2 separate regions of the Homo sapiens genome follow, and region 1 is linked to region 2. Evidence: chromatin loops called from intact Hi-C (ENCODE). Cell type or tissue: A673. All regions are shown on one strand. Each heading gives the region's core, and the rest is flanking DNA. Links, peaks and the distances in the headings are about the cores only. Region 1 overlaps SLC9A8 (solute carrier family 9 member A8). Region 2 overlaps LOC105372649 (a long non-coding RNA gene).

What was found. Hi-C counts contacts between places; a loop is a spot of excess contacts. Peaks named below come from ENCODE experiments on the same cell type or tissue, not always from the same donor. Only the 100,000 strongest peaks of a DNase experiment are listed, where the experiment ranks them.
Region 1: it touches region 2 in a loop (2.6-fold over the local background); 11 of 110 quality-filtered maps call a loop at or near these places.

What each region holds. Positions count from the first base shown.
Region 1 is chr20:49,850,404-49,859,854 of GRCh38, forward strand. It overlaps SLC9A8 (solute carrier family 9 member A8), which reads left to right. Exons shown (of 16, transcript NM_015266.3): 7 at 407-441; 8 at 5,035-5,178. Among named protein-coding and RNA genes, the nearest start is that of MIR12122, 8.7 kb to the right of the region's middle. In A673, for the core only: no CTCF peak of the experiment used is centred there; no DNase peak of the experiment used is centred there.
Region 2 is chr20:49,342,968-49,352,418 of GRCh38, forward strand. The region is part of intron 2 of LOC105372649 (a long non-coding RNA gene); the gene reads left to right. Among named protein-coding and RNA genes, the nearest start is that of SNORD12, 67 kb to the left of the region's middle. In A673, for the core only: a CTCF peak has its summit at 3,865; DNase peaks (open chromatin) are centred at 2,254, 2,744 and 5,044; H3K27ac peaks cover 846 bases.

The DNA.
Region 1 (9,451 bases), core at 1,560-6,559, 510 kb after region 2:
ACGGGCAGATTTCTTTAACACATCAGCTGCTTTCTTCTCTCAATAGCCAAAGCCCATTCCATTGGATTTTCACCTATATTGCAGCTTTGATGGCACCAGAATAAATCTGTCTGTCATGCAGCTTTCTTCATTGCTCAGCTTCTAGTATTAAGTAAGAATAAACTTAAGGAAACTACAGTTAATTGGGCTTGAAGAATGTAGCATTCTTTTCCATACTCTCGTTGCATGCCGATGGAATGCATGTTTCAACTAAGGCTTAGGAGCTTTTATTTTTCAAGTGGTTTGGGAACTGAAGATTAATGTCCTTATTAGTTTTAATAAAGCACTAATGGACATTTAAATCTTGGCTGTTCTCCAGGGTTTTTTTTTTGTGTGTGTCTGTGTGTTTGTGTGTTTTATTTTACAGGCTGATGTAATCTCTAAACTCAACATGACAGACAGGTAAATCCTTCATACTGTAACACCCATGCGACTGCTTTTCAGACAGGGGAAATGTTTCTCCACATTGCTTCCTGGGTGTGGTACTGTTCTATTCTCTCTCTGTGTATTTATTTTTGGTAAGGATTTCTGCCATAGAATCTTACTCTGAGTTAATTTGTATCTCTGAAATGAATCAAAAGTATCCTAAAGACTTTTGAAGATCCCTAGTGGGGCATTGCTGATTGGAATGATTTAGTTTAAGCTTGGGAGGGAGTAACTCTGCTCAGCTAACTGCCCTGCCTGTGTGCACGCGTACACTGTACCATTGTCTTCTTATTTACAAGACTTTTCAGTCGCCGTAACAAAAAGTCTTCTTGACAGATTAGAGATGGAGAGGGGGAGTGACGGAGAAACTTTCCTCTGGGATTCCCACGAAGCCTGTGGTGGGGGAAGCAGGGCCAAGACCTCTATTGTGGTTATTGTAGAAAGCCCCTCCATCTGAAGCCACTCCCGTGAGCACTTCCCATGAGCCCCATCCAGGATTTCCCAGAATTGCATAGTGAGAAGCAACCTCACTAGGTTGAGGCAGTTGTCTCTCAGAAGGTACCAGATCTAGTGCTGAAAAAGTGCCCATGCTGAGCATAGTCTGGGTTCCCCCCTCTGAGAGCAGACAGCCTTGCTCAGTGTGTCTGCATTTGGTCTTGTGACATGGCTGGGGAGCTGGGCAGCAGGGTCACATGTTCGTCCCCAGATCCTTGCCATGGGGCCAGTCAGAGCTTTCAGGATTTAGCAGCAGTTTAGCAACTTGGGACTAGAATCTGGGAACCCTTTTCATGGGAACTGTGTCTCTGATAACAAATCCAATTCTATTTCTACCTCCACTCACCACCCACCCCAGCCCAGGACAATTTTGGAGCTTTTGTTGTAAGACAGTTTTGATACATAAACAAGTAGTCCTATTCCATGAGAGCTGGAAATAAAGCAGAACTGATGTCCTGTGTTTGGTAGGTATTTTGCAAATAAAAAGAAATGCCCAGTAAAGGAAGGTATCACAGTATTCAAACCTTCCACTTGTTTTGGGGGCAACTGGTTAGAGATACAGACAATGCTGGATAACTTCCTGTGAAGTTGAATTGAATCAGTGGTTGGGATGTTCAGGTGGAGGACAGGAAAGGAATTGCCCTGTAGACACACTGACTTAGAGCCGGGTAGTGTTTTCCTCTCCGTGTGCAGAAGTTTCCTTTGCTGTTAGAAAGTGACGATCCCTCAGATGGGGACTGCTCTGGGGTCGCAAACCCACACAGCCGCAGGGCCTGGCAGAGCACTTAACAGAGGGAAGCTGGCCAGCTGTGAGTCTAGACATGGGGCAGCGGCCAGTGGGAGAACACACCCTGTATGAAGGGACAGCCACTTCTCAGCGCCAACTCATGATTACCATGTGGAAATCTGGGCCCAGAATTGGTGGCTATTTTAAATACTTTTTTTTCAAAAAGATGCTGGGTTTCTAGATTTTTATAGGGAATTTTCCAGTTTTTCAATGTTGACAACTTGCTCAATTTTTCACAAATACCATGCAGACCAAACATGAGAGGGGACCACAGACTTTTTGCAACCTCTGCACTGTAGAAAACATAAAAATAACTTCGTTGCACACGTTTTGTTTTGTTCTAGTGATATCTTGTTGGAGAGAGATTTCACTCTTAGAGATCCTGAATTATTTCGCTGCCTTAGTTCATTTCTTTTTCATTTTGTTAATGTTGCTATCTTTTGGGGCTATGGGATAAAGAAAATACATTTTTAAGTTGAACTTCTGGCGTTTAAAAGGCGAGGTCTTAAAGATGTGAAGTGGAACAGCTGACAGCCAGGTGAAATAACCGTCTTTCCATACAGACCTCTCAATGATTCAGCAGTTTGTATTTCAGACTTCTCATCTTCACTGTCAGAAATACTCTGCCTCAATTTAGATTCCCAAGCAAACTGTGTAACATGATTTATACAAAGCATTTCCCCCAGCCTTTTGTTTGTTTTGTTTTTTTCAGTTAATTTAGAAAGTTTATTTTGCCAAGGTTGAGCATGCGCACCCGTGACAGCCTCAGGAGGTCCTGACGACATGTACCCAAGATGATCAGAGCACAGTTTGGTTTTATACATTTTAGGGACACATGAGACATCAGTCAACTTATGTAAGATGGACGTTGCCCCAACCTTTTATTATGAAAAATTTTAAACATACAGAAAAGGTGAAGCATTGTGAAGTGAATACCCATAAACAAATTTTTAAAATATAAAAGGTGTATCCTGCAGGGGTAGGAGAGGCACAGGACAGGGAACTTGGGAGCCTGTGGTGGGCCTGCGCTTCACTGAGGCTGGAGTATAGTGGCATGATCACAGCTCGCTGTAGCCTCAAACTCCTGAGCTCAAGCTGTCCTCCTGCCTCAGCCTCCTGAGTAGCTCGGACTACAGGTATGCGGCACCACTTCCGGCTAATTTTTGTGTGTGTAGAGATAGGGTTCTCTCTATATTGCCCAGGCTGGTCCTGAACTCCTGAGCTCAAGCCATCCTCCCACCTCAGCCTCCTAAAGTGTTGGGATTACAGGCGTGAGCCACTGTGCCCGGCCCAGGATACACTTTTTAGACATCATCCTCCTTCCTTCACGGCCTCTGGTGATGGGGCTGTGGTTGATGAGAGTGAAAATAAAAGAGCGACCAGAAGCTCTGTCTGGGTTGTGGTGCAAGGGCCTGGGGACCAGCCACCAATAAAATAGGATCTCCCAGATGGGCAGTTGTTTAGTGGAGTTACCTTCCCTTTCTTCCTTCCCTTTCTTCTTCCCACCTGCCTGCCTGCTTGCCTTCTGCAAGTGTCTCTGGGCCATGCCCAGTACAGACCCTGGGAATTCACCCATGACGAAAATTCAGCATCCACTCCCTTGGAGCTCACAGGCCTGTGATGACCTCTGTGAGGACAGGCGAAGTCTGGGAACTGAATCCTCAGCCTGGGATCCGGAGGCACTCTGGGTTAATGCGCATGAGTCACATTCACAGGCAGCTACCATGGAAACCAGAGGCCAGATGATTGACTTCTGAAGAGAACTGTACCTGGCAAGGCAGCCAGGCATTTCCTCAGTCAGCTCTCCTCTCCCTGACCCTGCAGCCAAAAGATCACCCATTGAAGGCTGCTCAGCCGAGCATCCTTTTCCCCCTAGACCCAGGCTTGGTGAGGGTGGGAAGCTCAGGGCAGTCGTCTCTGGCTGATGACTGACACAGGCTGGCCATTGGGTCTCCATGTTTTGGCTGGTGTTGTGGAAGGGGGCAGACCCACCATTCTGCTGCCCTGGAAAGAAAGTTGCAACAGGCATGGCACAGAGGCTTGTGGGAAAATCACCAAAGGGCAGGGAGAGTGAATTGTCCAGGCTCATGTGGCACATGAGGCCCCTTGAGGGAGCTGGTCCTGCCTCCCTCGCCAGCCTCTTATGGCTCCTGCCACTCACCCCACCCCCACCACCACATGCACCTTCCTTCTGTTCCTCAGGCAGCAGGCTTGCTCCCACCGCAGGAGTCGCTTGCTGTCACCTCAGCCTGCAGCTCTTGGCCTGGCCAGCTGCTTCTTAACATGTAGGTTCTTGCTTACATGTGTCATCCCTTCACAGAGGCCTCTCCAGACCGCCCCATCTAAGTGGCTCCCACACCCACACCCCCACCCCACCTTCCCACGTCACCTCAATTGATTTCCTGGGTCACATGTGGTATTGTCTGAATTTGCCTTCATCTCTGGGTATTGCTGTATCTACTGTTGGGGGTAGGAGTACCGACTCTGGGCAGATAGCCTGGCTCTGCTACTTGTTAGCTGAGTGACCTTGGACAAGTTACTTCATCATCCCGTTGTCCCTCGGTTTTCTCCTCTGTCATTGGGGCAGTAGTAGCAGTCTCATACAGTCACTGTCTGGATTGTTGAGTCACCGTATGTGAAGTGCTTAGAACAGTGCCGGCCATGGTAGCCTCCATTCCTGAAACATGTTAGACAATCAGCACATATCTGCTGGGGGTGATAAGATCTTCACGGGGACTGTCAGTGAGGTCACTGGCCCAGTTGGGAGATGGCCTCAGTGTTTCTCTCGGCTGTCTACGCCACTCACCCCCAAAGCACACTGGGGTTGCTGCTGCTTTTTGACACTTTCTTAGATCTTGCAAATCTGAGTGCAGGCTGGGGTCGGTCACGGACAGCATTCCAAGGGGCTGGTGGCGAGGGGCAGAGCAGAGGTCAGATGCAGGAGCTCATGGGCCATTTGGCTCTAGCTGCTCTGACCCGTGGAACTGGGCGGTGTATGATAAATATATCTAAGCAAAAGTCTCCCTTCCATCATTGGTCAAAGTCAAGTCTCCGTGCTGACACTAGAAAACCAGGCCATTCCTAACAACTCAGTTTAGAGTGGGCCTTTCATACTCCACCCACAAAACAGCAGATAAGTGGGGAAAAAATACGCTACCTTCTGTAATTAATTCAGCTCTAGCGTGTAGTATTGCTTTCTGTTAAATATGGCCTTTGACTTTAATGCTTTAATATGTGGACCAAGTGACACACATTACAGAATCTCCCCTTCCCTCTGTCTCTTACAGTTTTGCGTTTGGCTCCCTAATATCTGCTGTCGATCCAGTGGCCACTATTGCCATTTTCAATGCACTTCATGTGGACCCCGTGCTCAACATGCTGGTCTTTGGAGAAAGTATTCTCAACGATGCAGTCTCCATTGTTCTGACCAAGTAAGTACGGGGGCAGAGAACAGACTTTTTTCATGTGACAGAACTAAAGGTCCTTGTAACAAAGGGGCAGATATTTCCACACAGCATGTGTACAGTTGCTTGTCCTCTGGGTGATCAGTTCACCCACTCTCTTTCTCTGTATTTCTGTCCTGACAAGCCTTGATGTGCTGCAAGAATATGGTCAGGTTCCAGGGGTGGTTAAAAGAGGAGAGTCCACCTTTTTTTTTGAGACAGGGTCTCGCTCTGTCACCCAAGCTGGAGTGCAGTGGCTCCATCACAGCTCACTGCAGCTTCAACCTCCTGGGTTCAACTGATCTCCCACCTCAGCCTCCCGAGTAGCTGGGACTTACAGGCACGTGCCATCACGCCCAGCTAATTTTTTAAGAAGTTTTTGTAGAGATGGGGTTCGCCATGTTGCCCAGGCTTGTCTTGAACCCCTGGGCTCAAGCAGTTTGCCCACCTCAGCCTCCCAAAGTGCTGGGATTACAGGTGTAAGCCATTGCTCCTGGCTTTGCCCACCTTTTTCGACCTGCCTTTTAGTAGTGGTTTCTGAGCCCAGCTTGTCAACATCACTGAGGGTGCTTATTAAGTGTGACATTCCTAGGCCCCACCCTCAGAGCTTCTGATTCATTTGGTCTGGGGTGAGTCCCAAGACCATGGGTTTTTAATAAGTTCCCCAGATATGATGAAGCGGCCTGTTCAGGGGTCAGTGTTTGGGCAATATTATTGGCAACAAAAGCAATAGACAGAGGCCCCACTAGCTGATGCATGTCACCTTCCTTTTCACAGCTTTAAAATAAGGTAGGAATGCTGATAGGTGCCCTGCCTTAAGATGCTATTGTGTAAACTCTACTTTGGACACTACAATTTGTTTTCAAATATTTGTTGGTATTACTACCCTAATTGATGGGATCTGAGAAGTTAAAGATGAATAATAAAATGTCAAGAAGTCATTGGGGGCCAGGCGCAGTGGCTCAGTCCTGTAATCCCAGCACTTTGGAAGGCCAAGGCGGGTGGATCACCTGAGGTCAGGAGTTCAAGACCAGCCTGGCCAACATGGTGAAACCCTGTCTCTACTGAAAATACAAAAATTAGCTGGGCTTGGTGGCGGGTGCCTGTAATCCCAGCTACTCCGGAGGCTGAGGCAGGAGAATCACTTGAACCTGGGAGGCGGAGGTTGCAGTGAGCCGAGATCACACCACTGGATTCCAGCCTGGTGACAGAGCGAGACTCCGTCTCAAAAAAAAAAAAAAAAAATTTTAGCTGGGTGTCATATCACGTGCCTGTATTCCTAGCTACTAGGGATGCAGTGAGCTGTGATGGAGCCATTGCACTCCAACCTGGGCAACAGAGCAAGACCCTGTCTCAAAAACAAAACAAAACAAAATCACTGGGAAAAGTAAATGCATTTCAGATAATCTCAAATATATTTTTCTGATGCAGGGATATTTCCTTGAACTCTGCATTTTATGGTGGTCATTAACAGGCAGGCAACAAACCCAAAGATTTTTGCCAAAACACAGATGTTTGAGACCAGTCTGGACAACATAGCAAGACCCCATTCTCCCACCTTCCCGCAAAAAACTCCAAAGCACGTGGAGAAAAGAGCCCCGGATAATGTATCAAAAATGAGCTAAGAGAATCTTAGAGGCCAGTGTGTGTTCTGTTAGATAATAGAATTTCCATTTACCTGAATACTGACTTACTGCCTTTGCTAAAGCATAACCACTCTGTGGTAGCTGGCATTTTCTTAGAAGTTTTTTTATAGACTATATTCAGAATTCTTATGTTGGAATAAAATGCCTCAGCCTAGGACTAGATTTGAGGACTGAATAGTTAAATAAGGTACTACAGGGCTGGGCGCGGTGGCTCACGCCTGTAATCCCATCACTTTGGGAGGCTGAGGCGGATGGATCACTTGAGGCCAGGAGTTCAAGACCAGCCTGGCCAACATGGTGAAACCCCATATCTACTAAAAATACAAAGATTAGCCAGGTGTGGTGGCGCACGCCTGTAATCCCAGCTACTCGAGAGGCTGAGGCAGGAGAATCGCTTGAACCTGGGAGACAGAGGTTGAAGTGAGCCAAACTCACATCACTGCATTCCAGCCCGGGCGTCAGAGTGAGACTCTGTTTTAAAAAAAACAAACAAACAAAAGGGTACTATGAGAAAAGCATCCAGCATTGGGTAATGTGACATCCTTTCCTTTTCTTTCCCTGCCCCTAGTTGTTGTTTTCACCACATTTGCCCAGTTTTTGCCCTGTTTTTGCCCTTCCTTTGCAGGAGGAGCTTACCAAATACTGCCTGATGGCAAGAGGTGCTCAACAGGCCTTAAAAAACAACCAAACTTATAAGTATTTTTGTTATTCTAAATGTAGTACATATATTCTTACCAAATTTAGGAAATACACAAGCAAAAAAGAGAGAAGTATCACACACATTGCTACTACCTAGAGATAATTATGGTTGATAATTTGGTGTAAATATATATACATTTTATTTCAATAGGCTTATACCCCAAATATTGTACTCTATTTTCCATTGAACACAATTGATAAAACAGTCTTCTGGAAAATAATTTTACTGGTTACGGTGTATTCCTTTTTCTGGGTTTACTATGATCTACTTAACCAGTTTCCTACTATTGGCTTTTTCATGTTTCTCTTGGCAGAAATTTCTATAGCTTTATTAGGATATTATCCAACATCATGCCACAAGACCTTTAAAAAATCCAATGGCAGTATTTTTTCTTATTTAAGATCTACTCTGAAAGCTGCCTAGCATTCTGGTTTTTACTTTTATCTCGTATCCTGGCTACACATATTGAACATTTGTGACAAGGAATTTTGCCTAACTTGGAGGTGACATCATGAGTTATTTTTATGCATTGGGAGCTAAACTCAATTGCTTTGTCTCTTGATTTTTTTAAAGAAAAATAATTTTTCAGAGGTAGGATCTTTTCTGAGCTTTTCCAGTTGTCTCTATTATAAAAGCCAAAGATAGGAGACTTTTTCTATTTAAGATGGGAAATGATGGAGTCATCGTTGGTAGCCAGAGGTTCTTACTGGAAAAGTGCTTTGGAAACCCAAGATGGGGCCAGGCATGGTGGCTCATGCCTGTAATCCCAGCACTTTGGAAGGCCAAGGCAGGTGGATCACCTGAGGTCAGGAGTTTGAGACCAGCCTTGCCAACGTGGTGAAACCCTGTATCTACTAAAAATACAAAAATTAGCCCGGCATGGTGGTAGGTCCCTGTAATCCCATCTACTTGGGAGGCTGAGGCAGGAGGATTGCTTGAACCTGGGAGGCGGAGGTTGTAGTGAGCCGAGATCGCACCACTGCACTCCAGCCAGAGCGACAGAGCAAGACTGTCTCAAAAAAAAAAAAAAGAAAGAAAAGAAACCAAGATCGTCTGTGGTAACAGTTCCCACAGTTGGATCTGTGGAGCATGCATGTATAGTTTCCAGTCTCCTCGTCCACCAGCAGCAGTGCTACTGCTGAGGCCACGGTTGGATCTGTGGAGCATGCATATATAGTTTCCAGCCTCTTCCTCTACCAGCAGCACTGCCACTGCTGAGACCCAAGCTGGCTTGAGAATCAGCCTCACAAACTCTCCAGCCACGGCTGGTCATCTGCCATCAGCATTTGGTGAGGGACCTCTGTGTGCCAGACACTGCTGAGAGCCAGGTGGATTTGACAGTCGGTCCATGATGGGCAAAAGATGCCCGTAGAGAAGTGAACATGGTGCCTTAAGCATGAGGGGGCTCAATGACCAGACCATGAAGGATATGAGGAAGGCTTCTCAGAAGGAACGTCTTGTGAGCCAGGCCTGGGAGGCTTATTTTCAGACAGAAGATACAGAAAAGGGGCATGTCAGACTTACCCCCGCCTCCCCCTCCACCTTTTTTTTTTTTTTTAGTACAGAAGAAAAATATGCTCCTGGGAGCTGTTGTCACCTTTCCTTGGTTATCAGAATCATACCTGGTTTTGAAGAGGTATACTTCATAAACGATCATCTCCAAAGTGAGCTGACACATTTATCTTTGCAACTGAATATGTAAATGAGTTACCCCCTTTTTGATGTTGTTACCTTCATGAATGCCAGAAAGCAAATGTCTTCTGTTTCTTCGGTAACTTGAATTCATTTTCAGCTTTGATTTGTTGCTATGATAGTGTGTTCTTAAAGTCACTGCTGTAGAGGAAACCTTTTGTTTTCTCCAGCTACAGCTTAAGCTCATGAAATGGACCCTGAAGCAATACTCCCTTTTATTCTT
Region 2 (9,451 bases), core at 1,958-6,957:
ACCCTGTACTCGTTAGCAGCCTCTCCTTCCTCCGACCCCTCTAGCCCTCAGCAATCACTAATCTTTTTCTGTCTTTATGGATTTGCCTATTCCGGACATTTCATATAAATGGAATCACACAATATGTGGTCTTTCGTGACTAGCTGCTTTCACTTGGCAGAATGTTTTCAAGGTTCTCCCATCTTGTAGCCTGGATCAGTACTGGAGTCAGTTATTTAATGCTACATCCTGGGTTCGGGTAAAACGACCTAAAATGTGAGTCCCCCGCTTCAGGAAGCGCCGCTGTAATGAATAAAGAACCTTTTGGGGGAATCATAGCTCAATCTCTTCCTGGTTCTAAGCGGGCAGGTTCAGGCTTCCCTGCGGTGGGGTTGGAGCAGGAGGTTTATCTTTCAGCTGTCCTTGGGACTGGGCAGGAACTTGTTCAAATGTTACTGCTACTCTATCCTCCTTCCTAAATCAGGACTCTGGACGCTCCTGGGAATCACTGTCTGTTGCTGCTCTCTGGGAGTGTGAATGAATCACTGGGTGAGAATGTCAGTAGCACCTGTGTGTGCTGGTCTGGGGCGAGAATCCTGGGCCAAGGGGCAGCGGAGGGGAGAAAGAAGCAGATGGCCACGAGGCCAGCAAGGGGCTGTCCGACTCGTACCCCACAGCCAGCATTCCCTGCCTCTACCCGTACACTTGTTTTGGCTGCAGGAAGCTGTTTTAGGTGGAAATCATTTGATGTGTGTAGGTGCTGTCTTCCCAAACACACCGTGCTCGACAATTGCCCCAGCTCTGCAGGATAGACTTTTTGTAGCTCTTGGTAGCTACCCATTTTTTCAGCCTCTAAATAGTGGTGGTGCCTGTTTTAATCCTCTCATGGATCGTGTAAAGTAGGTGATCTTTTCCCCATTCACAGATGGGAAACTGAGCTTCAGGATAGTCACATGACTTGTCCAAGTTCTCATGATTAGGAAACGTTGGAGCTGGGCTTTGAACTGGACTGCAAAGCTTGTGCTCTTGACGAAATAGGAAGGCAGAGGCTGTGGTGGGGAGCAGCTTGGTTATGGGTACCCAGAAGGCAGAGCCGTTTCTTGCGTACCATAAAATGGGACATTTACCTTGGGTACTCCCTTTGGAGTGTGTTGCTGGAACTTGTGCAGGGACTTAGGGAATCTTCTGGGGAAGAGGCCAGCAATGTGTTGGGGATGGAGACGAGGAGCACTCAGTGTTATGTTTTGGAGCCTTGTCCTACACCTGAGGACCTCCAAGTCTATCAGTCAAGGCCCTTTGGGAAATGAGTGAAAGAACTCAACCAGCTCGAGCAAGGATAATTTATTGACTCATGTAAAGAAAATATCCAGGATAAGACTGCCTTCAGGTATGGCTGGATCCAGGGGTTTAAAGGTTGAAGCCACTGCCTCACTTTCTTTTGGCCTTGCTCTCCTCTCTGTTGACTTTGTGCTTAGGTAGGCATCCTGTGGTGGCACTAATGGCTGCCAGCAGCTCTAGGCTTTCTTCCTCCCCATTCTGCATCACAAAGCTGAAGACAGCATCTCACTTCCAATGGTCTCAGTCTCAGCTACAGGTCTGGGGTTGCTGCTTATTGACCAGGCTCATCTCACACCCCTGGTTCATATTCCTGAATCAATGGGTGGGGGGAGGGTGGGGGAATGCACTGTTTTGATTGGCCGGTGCTGGGTCAGGTGCATATCCTTGGAAGTGGAGGCATGGTCAGTCCTACTTGAACCACGTGAACCAAGAAGGAAAACTCGGGACCCTTGTATCAGAAGCAATGGGAATGGATGCTGGGAATGTTTCAGGCCACAGACATCCTCCTCGTGGGTGGCAGAGAAGCCACCATTCATCTCTGTGGCTTTGCTGCCAACTTGCCATGGGACCTTGAGCAAGCCACTTCCCTTCTCTGAGCCTCAGTTTCCTCATCTGAACAGCGATGATCTTTAAGGGCCCATACAGCCCTGAACTTTTGAGGCCAACAGGGTTTGTCTAGCCAACAGCCTGGCATCCTAGCTTGACAGGTCCAAGCTAAGGCTTAGGAATGCATGGCCTTCAGAAACCCTGGGGTCGAACCTGGGGCTGGGCGCCTGGCCTCTTGTTCTTGCCCATCCTGGCAGGGTACAGCCTGTGATGTGGGAGGGAAGGGTTCTGAGGAGGTTTCTTTGCACATCCCCAGCATTCTCCGTCTATAATTGGCTCCAAATGAAATGATCTCATCCCTGAACACTGAGGAAGAAAGGGTGGGGGTGAAGCTGCTCGCTGGCAGCATCTGACATAGTTTATGACTAACCCGCTTCCCTCCCGAGGCAGGGAGAGACGGTCCGCTCTCTCGAAGACAATGTACAATTTTGAAAAAAAAAATAAAAAAGTCTTGGTAAATAGATTGAGGAGGCTCCAGCCTCCTGGGCTTTTGGGAGGCCCAAGGCATTTTTCCCCTCTGCCCAAACCAGGTATCTTTTGCCCATTGCTCACAAGTCAACGTGACCCGTGCTATTACCATTCCCCAAACTTTTCACGTCAAACCCTGGCCGGGAAGGTGGTCAATGTAGCCAGTCCATCAAGCGATTTGTCCCATATGGATTCTCAATTGAGTTTTGTGGCCGGCTGGAGCTTGTTTAAATGCCCATACATTAATTTTGAAAGATGAGCTCCTAATCAACTTTTAAAAAGCTTGTCACAGCACCATCTGTTTGGCGTTTGTCACTATTGCATTACATAAGAGGAAAGACATTTTTAAAGAATGCGGCTACATTTAGTAATTGGATCGCCGGAGAGAAGCCAAACCGGGGCGGATGGCACCGTGATTCAGAAATGCCACGGGCCCTTCTCCGGGGTGTGGCGGCCTCCCCAAATTCCACGCGGTCTTGGCAGAGACCTGAGTGCAGCCCAGCTTGGGAGACAGGCTTGGGGTGGCTTCTTTTCCTCTTGCCTTGGTCTTCCTCTTATTTTTTCCATTTGTTCTCCCTCACCCCTTGCTACCCCAGTATTAGCAGTGACCAAGTGGCTTTACTTCCCTGAGTCCCAATTTCCTCATCTGGAAAATGGGATTCACAAGAGCACCATCTTGTGAGGTTTAAATGCATTAATGCCTACGGTGCCTGGCACGTGGTGAGTGCTTTATAAAGTGTTGCTATTTTATAAAGCTATGTCTGATGCATAGTAGGTGCCAACACATGTTCATTTTCCTTCCTTTTTCCCTTCCCTTTATTTATTTATTTATTTAGAGACAGGGTCTTGCTCTGTTGCCTAGGCTGGAGCACAGTGGTGCAATCTCAGCTCACTGCGGCCTTCACCTCCCAGGTTCAAGCAATTCTCCCACTTCAGCTCCCTGAGTAGCTGGAACTACAGGCATGCACCACCACACCTGACTAATTTTTTGTATTTTTTTTGGTAGAGACGGGGTTTCACCATGTTGGCCAGGCTGGTCTGGAACTCCTGACCTCAAGTGATCCATCAGCCTTGGCTTCCCAAAGTGCTGGGATTACAGGCGTGGGCCACCGTGCCCGGCCCCTTCCTTCCATTTAATTCAACAAGTTCTTAGGAAGTGCCCACGTTTGAGGCAGAGCTGGCATCATGCACATGCACAGCCATTTGCACAGGGCCCCACACTCACAAGAATGCTGAGCTTGGTTTAGCGTTCTGCTGTCGCTGGCTTGACATTCTTAATTTTTGAACAAGGGGCCCTGCATTTTCATTTTGTACTGGACCCCACAAATTATGCAGCTGGTCTCATCTGGAGGTCTAGAATGATGCTATGTCTTATTTGACCGTCTGATATTTAAAATAACAATAGAGTCAACGTTTTAAAATCAGGAGAGTTCACACAACAGTCTGGCTTATTTTAGAAAATTAGAACATCTTGCCACTGTGAGTCTGCATTCCCACACACTGCCACATGGGCTGGAGCTGGAGTCCTCTATACAGGCCACATCCGCCACTGTCCCCACCACTCCTGGAGGCTTTGGACTGAGTCTCTTTGCTCATTTATAGAGCTTCCAGCATGGTAGCTGGGATCATGGGCTTTGCAGCCAGGTATGTGTTCAGCTTTTCTGTTAATCATCACAGTAACCTCTCTCTTAGGGTAGTAAGGATTAAACTAGTTAATATAGGCAAAGCATCTGGAATATGTTGCACTGTTATTGCTACTGTTCTGCTTTATCCTGGTGCAGAAGCTCAGACCCCCAGTCTGAGGGCTGCCCCTCCGGGAGCTGGAAGCTGCGCCTGTGGCAGCTGGCTATGAAAGCGTCTCTTTCTGCTGTCCCACACAGCAGCCGTTGTCAATGTCCACTTTCTCTCCCTCCACCTGCAGCACCAGAGTTCACACCTTGGGCCCGCCCTCCTAGCATTATTTTGAGAAAAGGGCCTTCTGTCCTGTAAATAGGCTGAGTCATCCCTGCCTCAGGGCCTTTGCACACGCTGCACTTGCTTCCTAGAATACTTCTTTTCCCATCGCTTTGCTTGGCCATCTTCTCCTTTTGGTCTAGCTCAAATGGTACTTCCTCAGGGAGGCTTTTCCTGATCGCCTAAGAAAAGTAGCCCTGTTTTCTTTCCCCTGTCATACACATTCGCCTATATTATTTTCTTCCCAGAACTGGTTTGTTGTGTATCTCCCAGAGGACCAGGTCTGCCTTGGTCACTGTGATATCCCTAGCACTTAGGCCATTGCCTGGCACATGGTAGATGTTTGATAATTATTTATTGAATGAATGAAGGAAGGAAGAAAAGAATTCATCAACTCCTCATGACCACCCTGTAAAGCAGGGACAAGAGACCTGAGTCATGGAGAAGAGAAGGGACTCCTCAAGGTCGCACAGCCCAGAAGGGGCAGAAAGGGTGATGAGGACCTAGGTTTTCTGCTTCTACACCCCCTGTCCCCTCAACCCCCCAGGTGGGAAGCAGCAGAGACATTTGGATCTTTGGCTCGACCAGCCACCAAGAACGGGTCAAGTGTGCAGCAAGGCCCAGAGCACAGCGTCTGAGGGTGGTGAGAGCGATTCACCCAGGCAGCCAGGAGGCGAGACTGTTTACAGGGGCTAGCGGCTGTCGCCATGACAACCGGACAGCCTACAGCTTCCTGCGTCACCAGGGACGCAGGTTTGCTCTTGGCTGGGAAGCAGTGGGGACAATGGAGTGGGGGCTGGGAAATGGGGGGACCCTAAACACTCAGTCTTGGGGGGAGGCAGTTCTCATTTCTGGTTTTTTTTTTTTTTTTGAGATGGAGTCTCGCTCTGTCGCCCAAGCTGGAGTGCAGTGGTGCGATCTCGACTCACTGCAACCTCTGCCTCCCGGGTTCAAGTGATTCTCCTGCCTCAGCCTCCTGAGTAGCTGGGATTACAGGCGTGTGCTACCATGCCCGGCTAATTTTTGTAGTTGTAGTAGAGATGGGGTTTCACCATGTTGCCCAGGCTGGTCTGGAACTCTTGACCTCAAGTGATCTGACTAACTCAGCCTCCCAAAGTGCTGGGATTACAGGTATTAGCCACCATGCCCGGCTGGGAGTTCTCATTTCTGAGAGTTGCTTGAAGGCTGGGAGGGCCTGGTGATGCTACCTAAGTGTGTGTGTGTGTGTGTGTGTGTGTGTGTGTGTGTGTGTGTGTGTAGTGTCTGGGCTGTGTGGAGCCAAGCTGCCTGGGTCTGAATCTCAGCTTTGCCTCTTCTGTGCCGTGGCATTTTGGGCAAGTGAGTTAATCTCTCGGTGCCTTAGTTCCCTCTAATGTAAAATAAGGTGGACAGTAGTACCTCATAGGACTGTTATGAGGATTAAATGAGATAATAGTCTCACGGCACTTACAATGCACCTTGCATTGTGCCTTAATTCTTGACATCAATCTACATCTGACTCTAGGTTGTCTTCTTGCTGGGGTAGTGGGAAATTTGGTCTCAATCATCCTCAGGGATCCCTACTTCCCTGGCTTTTGTCATTCATTCAACAAATACTTATTGAGCACCTACTGCATGCCACGTATTGTTCTAGAGGCTGAGACCACAGCAGTGAACAAAGCAAACAAAAATCCCTGGCAGAGTAGAGCTAACATTCTAGTAGGGATAGATAGACATTAAATATGACAAAAAGGAAAATAGATATTATATCAGATGACAATAAGAAGAAAAAGAAAGCAGGGCTGGAGGATTCCAACTGCAGGGGAGCTGTTGCAATTTTAGAAAAATTGATGCATGGGGATGTGAGTGTGTCAGGGAAGGCCTCACTGAGAGAGTAACCTTTGAGTACAACTTGAAGAAGGTAAAAGAGGGAGTCACAGGTTATTTGCAAGAGCATTCCAGGCAGAGGGAACAGTAAGCGCAAAGGCCCTGAGGCAGGAGCATGAGCATGTATGTGACTGTATCATGTAGTCATATCTCTTGGCAAGTCTGTGTGTGTGATGTTATGTGGCACACATTGGTGGCATATAGGTGGTTATGCCTGTCCACATGGGTGGCAATGCACATACATGTTTGTTCATGTACAGAGCTGCTGTGTTCAGTCACAGAGGCTGTGCCTGAACAATTCAGGGAGTGACATTCACACTGATTGCCATGAAATGGGACCCCCTGGTGTAGTGCAGCGCAGTGGCCCCGAGCATATATATAAGGAAATCAATGTAAAATGTCTGTGAAAATGTTCACACGTGTATGTGTCCGGATATTTAAATATAACGATATGCAAATATGTATATATGAATGTCTTTAAGATGTTGATATTTCATTCCTCATGGACTTTTGCTTCAGTATTGATTTTTAAAAAATATTGCATTAAGATATTATTTCTCTTGATTACTCAGTTTTTGGGTGCATCTTACATTTGCATCAGAGGCAAGTGCCTCACTCTCTTAATGCTGGTCCTCGCCCTGCCTTGGAGTTGGGCAATGAATGTGCGGGAGGCAGGGATGAGGCAAGGGAAGCCTCTCCTTCTGGCTCCTTCCAGCATCTGGGCTCATCAGCACATGACTAGAATCCAAACCTAATCTGAACACATTTTGTTCCTTTAAAACAAGATTTATTGAGTGCTGACTGTGCGCCAGGGACTCTGCATACATTATTTTATTTTATCCTTACCACCATCTCTGGGGGTAGATATTTGCTCATTCCATTGAACAGACATTTGCTTAGGGCCTACTATGTGCCAAGAGTATAAGCTGGCATTTGTGCTGGTCTGGCAGCCACTCCTGATTTTTCTGGTAAAAGCACCCCAGTTTTCCTTTAGGGAACCTAGCCTCTTCCCTTTACTGTCCAAGTGGTTTCACCTGGGCTTTCTGTACCCCTCCCTCAGACTCCAGGGGTGGGGGTGTGATCCAGGCGACCCAATCAGCATACTCCATCCCTTTTGCTCCAGAGATTAGTTATAGGACGAGTATCTAACCCAAGTTGGTTCAATCAGAGTGAATCCTGGGATTTTTGCTGCCCTGTTGGGAAAAAGAGCTCTCTTTTCATCAGGATTTCTAGCTGTGAGAATTCTGTAACCCTGGAATTCCCAGTGAGAGTCTACTACATGGAGAGAGAGAGAGAGAGGAAAAACTCATCCCTTATGACATCTTTAAAGCCCCTGGATCCAGCCACACCTGAAGTCAGTTACCCTAAGATTTTTCAATTCTGTGAGTTTATACTTGTTTTTCTTTTTAAAAGCCAGTTTGAGAGGGAAGCTGAAATCCTGTGCTTGGCATCTTTGTACATTATCTCCTTTAATTCAGAGATGAATCCCATGGGGAAGGGGCTCTGATTGTACAAGAACTGATCCTCAGGGAGGGAGGTGACTTATCCAAGGTCACAGCAGGTTGGTAGTTGGAGCTTGAATTCAAGCCCAGGTCTCTACTCCTGAGCCGTTCTGCCATTCCACATGGTCTGACCTCTGGACAAGAGGGTTTGTGTGAGTATTAGTGACATAGACCCGAGTCCTGTTATGGCCACTGTTTTGCTCTGTGACCTTGATCAAGTCATTTCTCTAATATGAGCCTCAGTTTCCCATCTGGAAAAATGGTAGTGCTTACCCCATCATGCTGTCGTGAGATGATCCATGAAAGTAAAGTACTCAGAACAGGGCTAGACATGCAGCAATGAACATAAACTATTATTACCATGGCTCTCTTTTTTTTTTTTTAGAAAATTTTTTTTTAAATTTCATAGGTTTTTGGGGAGTAGGTGGTATTTGGTTACATCTTTAGTGGTGATTTGTGAAATGTTGGTGCACCCATCACCCGAGTGGTATACACTTCACCAGAGCAGTATACACTGAACCCAATTTATAGCTTTCCATCCCTCACCCACTTCCCACCTTGCCCCGCAAGTTCCCAAAGTTCATTGTATCATTCTTATGCCTTTGCATCCTCATAGCTTAGCTCCCACTTATGAGTGAGAACATAATGTTGGTTTTCCATTCCTACCATGGCTCCCTCTTTGAGGGAAGAAAGGGGACCCAGGGGGCTCCCCGGCCACCCTGCTCCCATCCTCCCTGATGGCCACAGGCTCCCAGCAGCCCTTGATGGCACCTTCATCCATCTTCTGCCAGACACACAGAACTGGCTCGCTTACCCGGGAAGCAGGCACTTAAGGAGGCGCTTCCCCGCTTTCTCTTTTAATTTTCGTTACATAAATTTCACATTTCCTGGAATAGAGAGCTTGAATGTCTGGACTCATTTGGAAATCGAGTCAGCAAAGGGCCTCATTTATATTAATGGGGACTCGAGCCTGACTTGAGACGTGGCAGAGACAAGGATGGATGGCAGCAGCTCCTAGGCCCAGCCATCCAGGCTGAGCTCAGACACTGCCTTGAGAAGCAGATGCCTCCAGATTTAGGCTGGGACTGTTCTCGTTGTGTGGGGAGCTCCTGGATGCAAGGGCGGTGTTGTCACCCCTCCCCCACTGAAACTTCCCAATGGCTGCTCACTCTCTCAGAGGGAACTCCAGTCTGCTTATCCTGCTTGACAAGGGGCTGCGTGATGGACCCCTGCTAACCTCCCTGCTCCTGCCCACCACTCTCCTCCCTCATCCTTCTTCAGTCTGGCTGGCCTCCTGAGAGCATTCCTGCCTCAGGGCCTTTGCACTTGCCGTGCTCTCTGCCTGAAAGGTTGTTCTCCTAGCTCATCCCGTGGCTAGCTCCTTCCATGGCTTGTCTCACAGACAGCACCTCAGGGAGGCCTTCCTTGATTGCCCATCTGGAGAAACACTCTCCAGTTACTCTGTATCACACCCATTTCATTTTCTCCATCACACTGAGCAATAGTTTGTATTTTCTTGTTTACTTATTTGCCTATTTATTTATTGGCTGTCTTTCCCATGAGAGTATAAACCCCATTAGAGCACAGACTACGTGTCTCCTTCAGCTTTGTCCCCCTAGGATCTGGCTCAGAGAGACAGATTTCTTAAGCACCTTAATAAATATTTGTGGAATGAATGCCTGCACTCATTCAGCAAACCCTTTCTGAGTGCCTTCCTGGTGCCAGGCTCTATTCTGGGT